2 separate regions of the Homo sapiens genome follow, and region 2 is linked to region 1. Evidence: read pairs that join two places in POLR2A ChIA-PET (ENCODE). Cell type or tissue: OCI-LY7. All regions are shown on one strand. Each heading gives the region's core, and the rest is flanking DNA. Links, peaks and the distances in the headings are about the cores only.

Evidence for each region. ChIA-PET counts read pairs that join two places held together with the same protein. Peaks named below come from ENCODE experiments on the same cell type or tissue, not always from the same donor. Only the 100,000 strongest peaks of a DNase experiment are listed, where the experiment ranks them.
Region 2: POLR2A ChIA-PET joins it to region 1 with 11 read pairs; 3 of 35 experiments call an interaction of 5 or more read pairs at or near these places.

What each region holds. Positions count from the first base shown.
Region 1 is chr14:34,958,109-34,966,923 of GRCh38, forward strand. The region is part of intron 2 of SRP54-AS1 (SRP54 antisense RNA 1); the gene reads right to left. Among named protein-coding and RNA genes, the nearest start is that of SRP54-AS1, 20 kb to the right of the region's middle. In OCI-LY7, for the core only: no CTCF peak of the experiment used is centred there; no DNase peak of the experiment used is centred there.
Region 2 is chr14:34,695,329-34,704,143 of GRCh38, forward strand. It overlaps LOC107984628 (a long non-coding RNA gene), which reads right to left and starts at 6,012. Exons shown (of 3, transcript XR_001750947.2): 1 at 4,595-6,012. In OCI-LY7, for the core only: no CTCF peak of the experiment used is centred there; no DNase peak of the experiment used is centred there.

The sequences.
Region 1 (8,815 bases), core at 2,750-6,749:
CACATAAAGAGGAACAACAGATACTGAGGCCTATTGGAGAATAGAGGTTGCGAGGAGGGAGACGATCAGAAAAAATAACTAAAGGGTACCACACTTACCACCTGGGTGACAAAATAATCTGTACAGCAAACCCCCATGTCACAACTTTATCTATATAACAAACTTACACACATATCCCTGAACTTAGAAGTTAAATACCCCTCCCAATACTATATACCTAAACAAATTAATTTAGACTACAATCTATAAATCTTACAGACAACAGGAAAGATAGTAAGAAAAAACGTATTTGCTCAAGAGCAAAACAAACTTTTATTTTAAAAATAAAAGTTTACTTTGTATCATATGATTTCTTTTCAAATAAGCACACGGTCTTACAAATATATAATATTCAAAATGTTTTGGGGTCTGTTTTTTTTTTTTTGAGAAAGAGTCTTGCTCTGTCACTCAGGCTGGAGTGCAACGGCGCAATCTAGGCTCACTGCAACCTTCGCCTCCTGGGATCAAGCGATTCTCCTGCCTCAGCCTCTCGAGTAGCTGGAACTACAGGCACACACCACCACGCCTGGCTAATTTTTGGAGCTTTTTAGTAGAGACAGGGTTTCACCATGTTGGCCAAGCTGGTCTCGAACTCCTAACCTCAGGTGATCAGCCCATCTCAGCCTCCCAAAGTGCTGGGATTACAGGCATGAGCTACCATGCCTGGCCTGTGGTCCGATTTTTAAATATTTTCCTTCTTTTTTCTCAGTGTTAGGAATACTAAAATATGGGCCTGGTGCAGTGGCTCACGCCTGTAATTCCAGCACTTTGGGAGGCCAAGGCGGGCGGATTGCCTGAGGTCAGGAGATCGAGACCAGTGTGGCTAACTTGGTGAAACCCTGCCTCTACTAAAAATAAAAAAAATTAGCCGGGCGTAATGGCACGCACCTGTAGTCCAAGCTACTCAGGAGGCTGAGGCAGGAGAATTGCTTGAACCCGGGAGGTGGAGGTTGTAGTGAGCTGAGATCACACCACTGCACTCCAGCCTGGGCAACAGAGCGAGACTCCGTCTCAAAAAAAAAAAAAAAAAAGAATACTAAAATAATAAATTTAAAGTTGGCCTGGAGCCTGTAAACATATTACTCAATATAAAGAAAAAGTCAATCATTTCAAACTTTTGAAACATGTATGAAATACATGAAATATGTAAATTAACCTCCTGATCTATCACAGCTCTCAAACAATTCCCCCCTTTTCTTTTCCATTTCTGTTCACTCTTTTCCCCCACATCCCACAACTATACAGATAGGGTAAAAGAGAATCAGGTGGATCAATTAATTATGGCAGCCCACAGAGGTGCTCTTAAGGTCCCAGGAAAACCATAAAGGAATAGCTCTGGGCGAACTCTGGAATGCTAACAATGCAGAGGCCACAAGGTAGCTCAAATCAATTTAACCGATATTTAATAGGCACCTCCTATGCACAAGATACCATGCAGAGATATACACTATGATGAATGAGACACAATATTTACTCTCAAATATGTTATCTAGTAAGGGGATTAGAAAAGCTATGTTAGTAAGTTCATACAACAGCTGCCATCAAAGGAATAAGCCAACACCAGGGATATGAATGAGGGAAAGTTTACCTCTAGCCTGAAGAAAAGGGAAAAAGAATTTCAATCCATAGGCCTTGCCTGTAAAGACAGTGGATAAGAGACATGTATGTACATTACTGAAACCCCATTATAATGACAGAATAGGGGTTTTTAAAAGAAGGTGTAAACCTTCAAGGATGGGTAGAATGGGAAAGGAAATAACAGATATAAAAATTTGTTGTTAGAACAAAAGGAGAAGTGATAAGGAATTTAGGAGACCAGAGAAAATTGATTTCAAAGATAGAAGTATTGAGAGCTAAGACTCAAATCTGACTTATGCTACAGAATCTCCAAAAGGCTAATAATTGGTGGTACCAGGTGAAGTAGGGGGAAATGCTAAAAATAAGGGAATGTGGCTGAAAGTCAGATTAAGACGCAGTCAGATCCCTATTTCCCTTTCTCCTACTCCAGCAAATGAATAGAGGTTTATTCTCTGGAAATGGTTGAACCAGACAACCAGGGGATTCCAGGCCTCGCTGAAAGAAAGGGTAACGTACTGAAAACTGAGGAATTAAGGAAACATGCATGCAGAATGCTGAGAACCCTGCCTCTTCAACCCTTTTGCTCTACCACTCTGTTCCCAGTATGCAGCTTGTTATTCAGCTAGAAGATTGAAAAGGTTTTTTCTAGGCAATCAGATCAGCCCAAAAGGAAAGATCTTAAGATATTTCACTAGATATTTCCCAACTAATGAACTACCCAGCAAGATCACTCAATAGTGAAGTCCACAGTTAACAATCCCCACTCAGAACTTCAATCAGCTTTTTTGTTACTCATTCTTAAGCATGAGCAGAAAACCAAGGATTCAGAGAAAAGCCCTGTACAAAAGATGAAACAGGCCGGGCGCAGTGGCTCACGCCCGTAATCCCAACACTTTGGGAGGCCAAGGTGGGTGGATCATTTGAGGTCAGGAGTTTGAGGCCAGCCTGGCCAACATGGTGAAACCCAGTCACTACGAAAAATACAAAACTTAGCCAGGCTTGGTGGCATGTGCCTGTAATACCAGCTACTTGGGAGGCTGAGGCAGGAGAATTGCTTGAACCTGGGAAGAGGAGGTTGGAGTAAGCTGAGATCATGCCACCGCACTCCAGCCTGGGTGACAGAGCAAGACTCTGTCTCAAAAAAAAAAAAAAAAAAAAAAAAGAAAGAAAGAAACAACAACAAAAACAAATGAAAAAGGAAAAATTGAACCTTGGAGGCTAGTTGGATTTCAACAGATACAATAAAAAACAATCCTAGAATCCCTTTCTGTTAATTTTAAGATACCTCAAATCCATTTGTTTATAGCTTTAAGGAAGGAAACTGTTAAGGTTTCTAAAAGTCATAAGGTGGTATAAAAATACCAGGTGTGGCTGGGCGCGGTGGCTCACACCTGTAATCCCAGCACTTTGGGAGGCCGAGGCGGGCGGATTACGAGGTCAGGAGATTGAGACCATCCTGGCTAATATGGTGAAACCCGTCTCTACTAAAAATACAAAAAATTAGCCAGGCATGGTGGTGGGTACTTGTAGTCCCACCTGCTCGGGAGGCTGAGGCAGAAGAATGGTGTGAACCCAGGAGGCAGAGCTTGCAGTGAGCTGAGATCACACCACTGCACTCCAGCCTGGGCGACAGAGTGAGACTCCGTCTCAAAAAAAAAAAAACAAAACAAAAAAACCAAAAAACCAGGTGCAGTGACTGAGGCCTGTAATCCTAGCACTTTGGGAGGCTAAGGTGGGCAGATCGCTTGAGCTCAGGATTTCAAGACCATCCTGGGCAATGTGGTGAAACCCTGTTTCTACCAAAAAAAACACAAAAATTAGCCAGGTTGGTGGAGCACACCCGTAGTCCCAGCTACTTGGGAGGCTAAGGTGGGAGGATCGTCTGAGCCCAGGGAGGGACCCTGTCTCAAAAAAAAAAAAAAAAGGTATAAAAAAAGTTTTATCTATTTATTTATTTGAGACAGAGTCTTGCTGTGTTGCTCAGGCTGGAGTGCAGTGGCATGATCTCAGCTCACTGCAACCTCCGCTCCTCGGGTTCAAGCAATTCTCCTGCTTCTGTCTCCCAAGTAGCTGGGATTACAGGGCAGGCGCCACCACACCTGACTAATTTTTGTATTTTTAGTAGAGACGGGGTTTTGCCACATTGGCCAGGCTGGTCTCAAACTCCTGACATCAGGTGATCTGCCCGCCTTGGTCTCCCAAAGTGCTGGAATTACAGGTGTAAGCCACCAGGCCAGCCTCAGAGTTTTTATTTTTTTAAAAGACAAAGTCTAGCTGTTATCCAGGCTGGGCTGCAGTGGCATGACTGTAGCTCAATGAAGCCTCAAACTGCTGGGCTAAAGGAGTCCTGCCTCAGCCTCCCAGGTAGCCGGGACTTACTGGTGTGTGCCACCATACTTGGCTAATTTTTTTTTTTTTTTTTTTTTTTGTGGGGGAGAGATAGTTTCTCAGGCTGGTATTGAACTCCTGGCCTCAAGCAATCCTCCCACCTTGGCCTGCTAAGGTGCTGGAATTATAGGCATGAGGCATTGCACCTGGCCAAAAAGTTTTTATCGGGTTGCTGATGGCCACAGAAGCTACAAGCCAGGAAAGTATGTGGATGGGTGTGTCTGCATATTTTCCTTTGAAAAGGGGTAAAAAACATCTTTAAAAATGTAAGTAAGGCTGGGGGCAGTGGCTCACGCCTGTAATCCCAGAACTTTGGGAGGCCAAGGTGGGCGGATCACGAGGTCAGGAGTTCGAGATCAGCCTGGCCAATATGGTGAAACCCTGTCTATACTAAAAACACAAAAAAGATCTGGGCGTGGCGGTGCTTGCCTGTAGTCCCAGCTGCTCAGCAGGCTGAGGCAGAAGAATCGCTTGAACCTGGAAGGTGGAGGTTTCAGTGAGCCGAGATCGTGCCACTGCACTCTAGTCAGGGTGACAGAGTGACACTCCATCTCAAAAAAAAAAAAAAAAAGTAAGTAAATATGTATTTTGTACACCTTTATTATCTTCTTTAAAAAGAAACCAACAAAAATTACTTGGTTATCCATTTATAAACCATGATTTTTAAGAGTTCATAATTTTTAAATATCAATTTTCAATTATATTGATTCTATTAGTTATGTGATTCTTGTGCAAGAGCAAGGTATTATTGTTCACTACATATGGGATAGTGAGAAAATACCATGAACTTACTATTGGACAACGAATTTACTCTGATCATTTGCCTCTATCTCTAATATGAGCAAGTCAGGGAGAGAGAGAGGTGGGAAAGAGGAGGGAATGAAATAATTTTCTTCTGTAAAAAAGGGGAGGCCGGGTGCGGTGGCTCACGCCTGTAATCCCAGCACTTTGGGAGGCCGAGGCGGGCGGATCACGAGGTCAGGAGATCGAGGCCATCCTAGCTAACACAGTGAAACTCCGTCTCTACTAAAAATACAAAAAACTAGCCGGGCATGGTGGTGGGCTCCTGTAGTTCCAGCTACTCGGGAGGCTGAGGCAGGAGAATCACTTGAACCGAGGAGGTGGAGGTTGCAGTGAGCCAAGATTGGGCCACTGCACTCCAGCCTGGGCGACAGAGCGAAACTCTATCTCAAAAAAAAAAAAAAAAAGGGGGCGGGGTGGTGGAAGACTACATCCTTAATCTTACTGAGGTACATCTTTCCACATTAGATTGCACTTAACATCAGAGATACTCGGTATTTCTCTGCATTGCCATCAGAAGTACAGAACTATTAGTGAAATGATAAAGATTACTGCATTAACCAAAAAAATTCCTTTCTCCTTTTTTGTTATTTTTCTTCTTAAGTACGGGAAAAATAGAAAACCTCTGTTGTAGCCTAACCTATGGCATCATTCCCCCATGAACTGCTATTCTGTGGCATACACGATACCTGCTGAAAAAGAGGTATTGTGAGCATTACTTAGGCCTTTATGTATTTTTGACATTCACAGATTAATTAAATACACTTCTAACCAACCTCTAGAGATTCAAAAATGCTGCTACCAAAACTGTATCTGGTAGGAAGACAATTCAAAAAATTTTACTTTCCAATAAAATCAGGGAAGAGAGAAATATGTGAATAGGATATAATTACAACAATTCATCTCTATTAATGTTTTAAAATATTTAAGAGAATTCAATCTGTTTCTATACAATGGCAACCAAGAACAGATTGGAAAACAATGCAAAAGAGATTTGACTAAGTTAAAAGGTACCTTTATTCTGTCAGTGAGCAGGTATTTTTTTATGACCATTTCCTGCAATTGGCGAAAAGTCTCCTTTCAATTCTACTCCATAGAGTTGCACTGCTGAACTGGAAAGATAACCCTAAAATAGGAAGATACGCTATGATGCAAATGAATGAACTCTTACCCATGGATTTATTTCTACTTGAAATTTTAAAAATCAAGCTTTAAAAAATATAGTTTGGCCAGGCATGGTGGCTCACACCTGTAATCCCAGCACTTTGGGAGGCCAAGGCAGGTGGATCACCTGAGGTCAGGAATTCCAGACCAGCCTGGCAAAGGTGGCGAAACCCCGACTCTATTAAAAATTCAAAAAATTAGCCAGGCGTGGTGGTGGGCACCTGCAGTCTCCACTACTCGGGAGGCTGAGGCAAGAGAATTGCTTGAATCCGGGATGCAGTGGTTTCAGTGAGCCAAAATCACGCCACTGAACTCCAGCCTGGGCAACGGAGTGAGACTCTGTCTCAAAACATATAAATAAAAATAATTTGATAAAGTAAAAATAAAATGAAAGTAATATCTTGTAGTTTATGTAAAACTTACAACTTCCTGAACTGAAAAAGGCTCTTACTGATCAGAGCCTTGATTATAGTTTATTAATTCCCATTATCTAAAATAGTTATATTTTTAAAGATGGGTTTCCTTTATTTTTTGAGACAGGGTGTCACTCTGCTGCCTAGGCTGGAATGCAGTAGCATAATCACAGCTCACTGCACTCTCATCTTCCCTAGGCTCAGGTGATCCTCTGAACTCAGCCTCCCAAATAGCTGGGAAGAGGAGTGCACACCACCATGCCTGGCTAATTTTTGTATTGTTTTGGAGAGACCGAGTTTCACCATGTTGCCCAGGTTGGTCTCGAATTCCTGGGCTCAAGTGATCCTCCAGCCTTGGCCTCCCAAAGTGCTGGGATTACAGGCATGAGCCACCATGCCCAGTCGGCCACATGTTTTAATAAATCTACTAATGACAACCAGAAATCCTATTTCAGATTTTGGTAAAACCATTTAAGATCATAAGAAATAAACACTCATGATTTAATTTTAAAAAACCCACACTGAAGTGATGTTTTAGAAACAAGCATTCAAACTTAGGATCACAAAAAACTGGAGCAAGATGTGTCCTTGGATAGCATTTAGTTTGCTCATTTAAAATGAGGAACTAGAGGCCTAGAGGTGTTAAGTGGTTTGCTTATGGCCATACAGTAATATCCTAGGTCAAGTAAATTTGTCAGCTTTATAAAAGCTCTTATCAAAGTTCAACATACTATTTCGGTACAGTACCAAAAAAAGGGGTTAGAAGGCAGTAGTGACTGATAAAATAGCAAAGTGTTACAAGAAAGAGTCATACACTTCTGTTTTGTTGATATTCCTTAATTTGCATTGCAGAGACAAAGTAGTAAAGGAAATCAGACACGTGGTCTTTGAAATCCCAAATTCCATTGTCATCATAAACTAGAATATAAGTGTCTACCTATGTCATAACTTATTATTCTTTTACTTTAATAAATAAAGCCACACTGTCACCTTGGATGGTGACAGGCAAAGCTGTTGCTAGCAGAAGAAAATGCTTTCCAAATGTTGATGTCTGCAAGCTGGACAGTACCCCATAAAGGACTATGCTAGGCCTGGAGCTGATGTCAACCAACACCTTTCCTGATATGTCAGAGAGTACATGATGATAAATGAATTTCATTTCCATGAGAGAGAAGTAATGAGAAATAAATCCCAGAGAATTAGAAGAGTGAACATCAAATTTTGCTTGGGTATAAGTAATTGCATTCTGGACTTCTAATTCTTTCATCTATATTTCATCTGTAAAGTATATTTCATGTTTTTGTTCCTTAATCAATGAAAATCATCCAGAAGTTATTTGGAAAAAATTCGTGTGATAATTTTTTACTCATCCACTCTGACTTAGAACAAATATTAAGTCTGACATTTAAGAGGCCTTTAGGGAACAACTACTTAGAAGACCGTCTCTATTCCTGTGCCCCTCATTTCCTTCTTGCTGCTGCTTTAGAGTCCTGGGTTTTTTTCCTTTCTCTACTTCCTATGGCCTGTTGTGCCTGGGACAGCGTCATAACTTCCATACCATCCGGCTTTCTCACCTTACACCAGAACTAACCACAGAAGTACTATGTATTGCTGCATAGACTGTAGACTACGAAATGTATGACTGGCTCTGGAGCTATACAGAGTGGCAGCCCTCATCAACCTGGAATAGATTCTGGAGGGCAAGAGAGGAGTGGTGTGAAAGATTCACATACACCCATAAATTGCTTTTATCCCACTTAGTTTAACTGCCACCATTTCTAGCCTGGTAATCTATCTTCTCATCCTAGTTTCTGTCATGAAATATCTGAGATAGCCTGAGTCTGGTTTTCTTCTGATATGTAGGTAACCCAAAGACTTATCTTATGTTCTATGTAATAATGATCAGGAAGGGGAGAAACCTTGGTCCTAAGTAACAGAGGGTGAAAAGTAAAACAGAAGCAGGTAGGCCTATCCCTTAGAAGAGAATAAAAGGTGTAACTAGGCCTCTGGAGTCATTCTTGGGGGTTGGGCTGTAAGCAGTGTAGTCGTTATCTCCCTAGGATCCTCATCTTCTCTATCCTCTTTGCCACACTAGTGCTTCTTTGGGTTACAGAGTCACCACTACAGTCTTGTAGCTAGACATGCCCCTTGTGACAGAGAGGGGGAAAGTCCCTTATGGTGATAACTGTTTCAGATTCATTATAGTTCTCTACAATGGGGAGGCTGGCCTGTTTACCCAGTAATTAAAAATAAGATTTTTACGGGAAGACACATCCTAATCTTCGAATTTTTATCTGTCAGACATAGCTCTTCTATAAATATTTTTAACAGGATGTTAACAGTTATTAACTTTTTTTCTGAGATGTCTCACTTTGTTATCTCACTTTGTTGCCCAGAATGGAGCGCCAGTGGCAAGATCTTGGCTCACTGCA
Region 2 (8,815 bases), core at 1,697-5,696, 260 kb before region 1:
TGAGGCAGGAGAATCGCTTGAACCCAGGAGGCGGAGGTTGCAGTGAGCCAAGATTATGCCATTGCACTCCAGTCTGGGCAACAAAAGTGAAACTGTCTCAAAAAGAAAAAAAGAAAGAAACCCCAGCTCTACTAAAAATACAAAAATTAGCCGGGCATAGTGGTGCACACCTGTAGTCCCAGCTACTTGTGAGGCTGAAGCAGGAGAATTACTTTAATACAGGAGGTGGAGGTTTCAGTGAGCCGAGATTGTGCCACTGCATTCCAGCCTGGGCGACAGAGCAAAACACCATCTCAAAAAAAAAAAAAAAAGAAAAGAAAAGAAAAAAGAAACCTCTCTTCCTTCCAAGGCCCTGGAGAGTACCTGTTGCTCTCTCTTCCCTAACAGATAAGCTTATTGGCGGGGCGCGGTGGCTCATGCCTTCAATCCCAGGACTTTGGGAGGCCGAGGCGGGTGGATCACCTGAGGTCAGGAGTTCGAGACCAGCCTGGCCAACATGGTGAAACCCCATCTCTACTAAAAATACAAAAATTCTTCGGGAGGCCGAGGCGGGCGGATCACCTGAGGTCGGGAGTTCAAGACCAGCCTGACCAACATGGAGAAACCCCATCTCTACTAAAAATACAAAATTAGCCAGGTGTGGTGGCACGTGCCTGTAATCCCAGCTACCCAGGAGGCTGAGGCAGGAGAATCGCTTGAACCCGGGAGGCGGAGGTTGCAGTGAGCCAAGATTGCACCACTGCACTCCAGCCTGGGCGACAGAACAAGACTCCATCTCAAAACAAAACAAAGAAACCCAACAGATAAACTTCTTAAAATAAAACCTCTCCTACTGTACAGAGTTGACAATAAGCATTTAGAAACTTTTACAGCCATTTGACCTGGCCATGACATCCAAACCTGGAACCAGTGGACTTGTCAGGTTGAACAGACTATAGACCAATCTGGTTGTTGCCCAGCTCTAGGGATGCATTGCATCTGGTGCAAGCTGCATACTAGTCATGAACAGTAGGACCCTGTTGTCAATCTATGACAGATTGAAAATTAAATATGTGCTTCATCATAGACGTTTGAAAAGCACTGGTTTATACCACACTGTTCTGCTTCATCTCTTATTCAGTCTTCAAGCCATTTCCATTTGGTATCTGCCCTTCACCTGCTGAAAATGCCACAGGAAAGGTCACTGACCTTCATAGGGCCAAATTCAGTGTATTATTTTTTTGTCCCCATTATATGTGACATCTCTGCAGCATTTGGCACCCTCTGCTTTGTAACATCACAGAAGGTATGTTCTCCTCCTACCTCTTTGACAATTCTTTCCTTTTTCTAGGCTTCTCTTCCTTTGCCCACTCTTGGACTGTTTCTCTTCTTCTACGATACTCACAAATTTTTGCTGGGCGTCTTATTGATGCTCCATGGTTTTAACTGTATGCTACTGATTTCCAAGCTCTATTTCCAGGGTTATAAACTTGATGGTATGTTAATGTGCTTAAGACAAAATAAATCAGTTTAAAGGTGCTTTTTTTTTTCAAGATAAGCAGAGAATCAGTTTTTTTTTCATTTATCTATTTAAAAAGTGCTTATTTATTTTTTAAGAGAAGGGGTCTCACTCTGTCACCAACGCTGGAGAATAGTGTTGCACTAAGCAACACTATTTTTAATGTAAAAAATGTATATTATTCAAAAACATTACTCTGAAGAGGAGTTCGTAGTCTTTACCAGATGCCCAAAGAATCTTTGGAAAAAGGTTAGGAAGGCCTGTAGAAACTCATGCCTCCATGACAATACCCATGTGGAACACAGAGCTCCCAGTTGGTTTTTACTTTGGCCCTAGGCCTTCTCCCAAATGATTTAATGGAAGTGGTGATAAAAAGGCCCTTTTTGTTCTTGATATTAAGGAGATTCTTAGTGAAGAAAGCCTGTTGGAACATTTCAAATAACAATTCTAGGCTGGGCTCAGTGGCTCATGCCTGTAATGCCAGCTCTTTGGGAGGCCAAGGTGGGTGGATCACTTGAGGCCAGGAGTTCAAGACCAGCCTGGCCAACATGGCAAAACTCTGTCTCTACTAAAAATACAAAAATCAGCTGGGCGTGGTGGTGCACGCCTGTGGTCCCAGCTACTTGGGACGGTGAGGCATGAGAATCGCTTGAACCTGGGGGACAGAGTTTGCAATGAACCAAGATGTAGCCACTGCACTCCAGCCTGGGGGACAGAGTGAGACTCTGTCTCAATAAATAAATAAGTAAATAAATAAATACTCGATATTTGAAGAGAAATGCCATTTATTTCCTCTAAGTGCTGTTTAACACTCACTTCTAGGCTGGGTGCGGTGGCTCATGCCTATAATCCCAGCACTTTGGGAGGCTGAGGTAGGAGGATTGCTTGAGCCCAGGAGTTCAAGACCAGCCTGGGCAACAAAGTGAGACCCCATCTCTAAAAAAATAAAATATAAAATTAGCCAGGCATAGTGGTGGACTTATAGTCCTAGCTACTCAGGAGGCTGAGGTGGGAGGATCACTTGATCCCAGTTTTAGGTTGCAGTGAGCTGTGATGGCACAACTACACTCTGGCCTGAGTGACAGAGCAAGACCCTGTTTCAAAAAATAAATAAATAATAAAATAAAACTCACTTCTAGAAAATCTTTTCTCTTTTGGATCCGTTTTTTTTCTTGCATTCCGTTACTGCTTATTCAATTGCTTATCACTGTATACTTATTAGTTTACAGGTCTATTTTGTCTCTGCAACTGGATTATAAAAGTGCCCTTGAGAAGTTTATTTCTCAGGATGACCAGGACAGTGTTCTACAAATAGACACTCAATAAATGGTTCCTGATGAGTGCAAGGCCTCTCAGAAAAGTGAACTTATTTATCATAAAAGCAAGATGAAAAAACAATATGGTTAATTACAAGGAGGTAAAAAAGAGGAATCTTTGATTCTGGATGGTACTTGCGAAAGGAATTGTGTATTTATAAACATTGTGTTGTAAACATTGTGTTTATAAATAGCTTGTATTTACTAGTGAGGATTAAAAATCATCTTTAATAGAACGTGATCTTTTAAATGACCTGAAAATTCCATTTTCTATCACCAGCGAAGAGTAGGCCAGGTTTTCTCTAACGAGCAGATTGTGTGATAAAAGAACATTGCTAAATTAATTTCTTTCTAAAATATTTGATACAGGGGCTGGGTGTGGCGGCTTGTGCCTGTAATCTCAGCACTTTGGGAGGCCAAGGCAGGTGGATTACTTGAGGTCAGAGTTCGAGACCAGCCTGGTCAATATGGTGAAACCCCGTCTCTACTAAAAATACAAAAATTAGCTGGGCATCATGGTGGATGCCTGTAATCTCACCTACTTGGAAGGCTGAGGGAGGAGAATCACTTGCATCTGGGAGATGGAGGTCGCAGTGAGCCAAGAGCAGGACACTGCACTCCAGCCTGGGTGACAGAGCAAGACTCCGTCTCAAAAAAAAAAAAAAAAAAATCAAGTTTCTGAAAATTCCACCAGATGGGGAAATGCTGACAATATGCTAGTTAAATTTAGTATTCATCTCAATGTAGAATCTGTATTAATCTCCATGATATTAAAAATGCATAAAAAAATTTGATAGAGGAATTTGGCCATGGCTTATATGTGGACAGACAAGTTTTACAGTAAAAGCAAAAGCATAGAATAACAGAAAATATAACCATGACTTTTTAAACTATAGGATATTCCATTTCAAAGATGCTATAGTTATGGTAGTTTTAAAAATTTCTTATCTATTGAAACCATTGTTACATGTTGCTGCAAAGCGGCTTACAAATCTAAATTCAGATACGACACATGATTTTCCTAGTCAATGATTTATTTCATGCTATCAAAATGTTATCTTCATTAAAAATGTTTTTAATGCCGGGCATGGTGGCTCACGCCTGTAATCCCAGCACTTTGGGAGGCCGAGGCGGGTGGATCATGAGGTCAGGAGATCGAGACCATCTTGGCTAACACGGTGAAACCCCGTCTCTACTAAAAATACAAAAAATTAGCCGGGTGCGGTGGCGGGCGCCTGTAATCCCAGCTACTCAGGAGGCTGAGGCAGGAGAATAGCATGAACCCGGGAGGTGGAGCTTGCAGTAAGCCGAGATAGCACCACTGCAGTCCAGCCTGGGCAAAAGAGCGAGACTCCATCTCAAAAAAAAAAAAATGTTTTTAATATATTTTTCTTTCCACATTTATAAATTTCCTGAGCCAATTCTGAAGCTTAAATGATCCTAAATGTCTACAATACTAAAAATATAGTCAATATTTTCCAAATAATTATTAAAGCTCTGCATTCTTTCATTTAATTTTGAAATTAATCAAGTCCTGTCATTTCTCCTACATACCTCTCAAATCCACCTACCCCAAATGTATTTGCCACTGCCTTGATTTAGGCATCTTAATCGCCTCCAATTTCTTTCTCCTTACACATATTCTTATCATGGTCATAAAACAATCAGGTTTGTGTTTCAGAAAGATCATACCACTCCTTTGCTTAAAACCCTGCACCAGCTCCTTAGCACAAAATTTCACATGGTATCCAATGCCCTCAATGATCTAGCTCATACCCACCTCTCCTGCACTTCTCTCATCACAGTGCCTCACGCTTGACTCAATAGCAGCTGTAATGAAACATTTGCAAGGCATCTGCGGTTTTTTTTTTTCTCTAGGACAATCCTTTCATACAGATTTCTGGTGAACTCTATCATCCTTTACAACCCAGCTCAAACATTACTTCTGGAAGGCCTTCTCCAAGCCCATTTCAACTCCAAAGTTAAGCACTCCCTCTTCTAAATCTAGTAGTAACATATGGTTGTATTTATCACATTGTATTACATCATAATTATTTGTTTATGTGCTTGCTTGCCTTCCCTATATCATGGAAAGCTTTTTGAGCCTAAGAAAGGTGCTTCGTGTTTGTTGAACTGAACTGAATTTGATCTAATGGTCTGAGCTGAGTAATTGGGAAACAGATGGGATGTTTCCAGAGTGATTCATAGTAGCCAGGATGATCATGTTTCTCCACAGCAAACATAAATCATGTTTCTTTAATCACAAGGATTACCAGACTTTGCTGGAATAGCAAACAAAATGCAAACTCTCTCTTAGTTAAATGAAGACTAAATATCCACGAGCTAATTAGTCAATGTATGATCTGCATAATTTGAGCCAAATTAGTAAATATCACTTTTTCATCAAATATAGATTGAGTGCTTCTGGCTTAGTGCAAAATGTATACATTATGTTTTATCTTACATCTTTATATGAAAGGGACAAAGTAGATTAGAGGATGGATTATTTACACTGTGCACCAGGAACTAGCAACTATTAAACTTTATCATACAAATACAAGGGGAAAAGTAGAATCCTGATATATTGGAAACTATTTATTTTGTAAAATAATTCCTTTGGGGAACAGTAAAAATCATGTCTATTATCAATTCCCAGTGTAACAAAAAACAAAAATGTCTATTATCAATTCCCAATGGCACAATAAACAGAAGAAAATTTTGTGGTTTCAGATCTTAATGGTAGATGGCACTAAGTCATGCAGCGAGCACTTAGGTAGGTGCAATGCATAATTTTCAAGATTCAAATCTGTTGTGACTAGAGCCACAACAGTTCTTTCTGGGATGAAAAATACCAAGGAATCTGCACAAACAATATTTGAGTAAAGTTTCCCTCTTACCAGCATATATTGATAACTTAAAACCAGTTTTAACTACAGGAATCTTCCTATTAGTCATAATAGCTTAACACAAGTAATTTGTAGTGTTTAAAGCTAACTCATGATTTAGCTTTCTTATTTGTTCTTTTCTATATTTTGCAGAGGTTCTCTATAAAACATGTTATTTTTGAAATAAAAATAAATACAATTTTCTGAGAGTTAGCCAGAAGAATATCATTCATATTACTTAATGATAGTAATCATATCAGTTAGCCCATTTTTAGGATGTTCTTATGAGAATATAATTTTTTTTTTTTTTTGAGATGGAGTCTCACTCTGTCACCCACGCTGGAGTGCACTGGCATGATCTCAGCTCACTGCAAGCTCCACCTCCCGGGTTCACCCCATTCTCCTGCCTCAGCCTCCTGAGTAGCTGGGACTACAGGCACCCGCCATCACGCCCAGCTAATTTTTTGTATTTTTTAGTAGATCTGTCTGCCTCGGCCTCCCAAAGTGCTGGGATTACAGGCGTGAGCCACCGCGCCCGGCCTAGGCTGTGTTTTTAACCCAAGGGTCATTTTCTTTTTTCTTTTTTTCTTTTTTTGAGACAGAGTCTCTCTCTGTCGCCCAGGCTGGAGTGCAATGGTGCAATCTCGGCTCAATGCAACCTCTGCCTCCTGGGTTCAAGCGATTCTCCCACCTCAGCCTCTTGAGTAGCTGGGATTACAGGCGTTCACCACCACGCCTGGCTAAGTTTTGTATTTTTAGTAGAGACGGGGTTTCACCATGTTGGCCAGGCTGGTCTCGAACTCCTGGCCTCAGGTGATCTGCCTGCCTTGGCCTTCCAAAGTGCTGGGATTACAGGTGTAAGACACCACGCCCGGCCCATTTTCTAGAATTCTATTTACTTATTTAATATATTGCAAAGAGGAAATCAGAAAGAAAGAAAACATCCAGCTCAGAACAGGAAGCTTTTTTGTTTGTTGTGGCAATGTTACTGAATGACACTTGCATTAATCCCAAAACATTTTTTTTCACAGCCAGAGCATGACACCTATCTAAATCAGTCACATGGTATTTCTTAAGAACTGCTATACTGTGATAAATATAATATAAAACAAAACATTTTTCTCTAGCAGGTAGATAAAAACAAAACAATGAAGTATTTAAATGCTTTCAAAATAAAAATAAACAGGATCTGCTTTGAAGTCAAAAAAATAAGGAGAGGGCCAAGCGCCGTGGCTTATGCCTGTAATCCCAGCACTTTGGGAGGCCGAGCTCAGTTGGTGGATCACTTGAGGTCAGGAGTTTGAAACCAGCCTGGCTGACATAGTGAAACCCCGTCTCTACTAAAAAATACAAAAAATTAGCTGGGCATGGTGGTGCGCGCCTGTAATCCCAGCTACTCAGGAAGGCCGAGGCAGGAGAATCACGTGAACCTGGGAGGTGGAGGTGGCAGTGAGCTGAGATCATGCGACTGCACTCCAGCAAGGCTCCATCTCAAAATAATAATAATAATAATTAATAATAATAATAATAATGAGATGGCCGGGTGTGGTGGCTCATGCCTGTAATCCCAGCACTTTGGGAGCCCCAGGTAGGTGGATTGCTTGAGGTCAGGAGTTCGAGACCAGCTTGGCCAATATGGTGAAACCCTGTCTCTACCAAAATACACAAAAATTAGGCAGGCGTGGTGGTGCGTGCCTGTAGTCCCACCTACTCGGGAGGTTGAGGTGGGAGAATTGTCTGAGCCCTTGGAAGCGAAGGTTGCAGTGAACCGAGATCACACTATTTTACTCCAGCAGCCTGGGTCACAGAGTGAGACTCCGTCTCAGAAAAAAAAAAAAAAAAAAAAAAATGCTGGGCGCGGTGGCTCATGCCTGTAATCTGAGCACTTTGGGAGGCTGAGGCGGGCAAATCATGAAGTCAGGAGTTCGAGACAAGCCTGGCCAACATGGTGAAACCCCATCTCTACTAAAAATACAAAAATTTAGCTGGGCATAGTGGTGGACACCTGTAATCCCAGCTACTCGGGAGGCTGAGGCAGAAGAATCGCTGAAACCCAGAGGGCGGAGGTTGCAGTGAGCTGAGATGGTGCCACTGTTCTCCAGCCAGGGGGACAGAGTTAGACTCCATCTCAAAAAAATAATAATAATAATAATGAGAGAAGTTTTGCAGTCAACTTCCTAATAATAAATAATTCTATTATGGCAAATATTGAAAGTAGACACATGACTCAATATATAATAGTATTTTTTAAAATTATTAATCAACAATTTTGTTTTCCTTTTAAGCCTAAAAAAAAGAAACCCAGGTACTTCTTTTGCTATTTAATTTTTTTTTTTTTAAGACAGTCTCACTCTGTTGCCCAGGGTGGAGTGCAGTGGCGCCATCAAGGCTCATGGCAACCTTCTGCCTCCCGGGTTCCAGCGATTCTTGTACCTCAGCCTCCCGAGTAGCTAGGATTACAGGTGAGCACCACTGTGCCTGGCTAATTTTTGTATTTTTAGTAGAGATGGGGTTTCGCCATGTTGGTCAGGCTGGTCTCAAACTCCTAGCCTCAAGTGATCCGCCTGCCTTGGCCTCCCAAAATGCTGGGATTACAAGCATGAGCCACTGTGCCTGGTCCCCAGGTACATTTTTAAATCTTTTTTTTTTTTTTTTTTTTTTTTTGAGACAGAGTCTTGCTCTATTGCCCAGGCTGGAGTGCAGTGGCGTGATCTCGGCTAACTGCAACGTCCGCCGCCTGGGTTCAAGAAACTCTCATGCCTAAGCCTCCTGAGTAACTGGGATTACAGGCGCGTGCCACCATACCCAGCTAATTTTTGTATTTTTAGTAGAGACGGTGTTTCACCATGTTGGCCAGGCTGGTCTTGAACTCCTGACCTCAAGTGATCCGCCCACCTAGGCCTCCCAAAGTGCTGGGATTACAGGCCTGAGCCACCGCACCCGGCCACATTTTAAAATCTCAATATAACCAGGCGCAGTGGCTCATGCCTATAATCCCAGCCCTTTGGGAGGCCTAGGTGGGTGTATTGCTTGAGCTTGGGAGTATAAGACCAGCCTAGGCAATATGGTGAAACCCCATCTCTATTAAAAAACAAAAAAACAAAAATAATAAAATC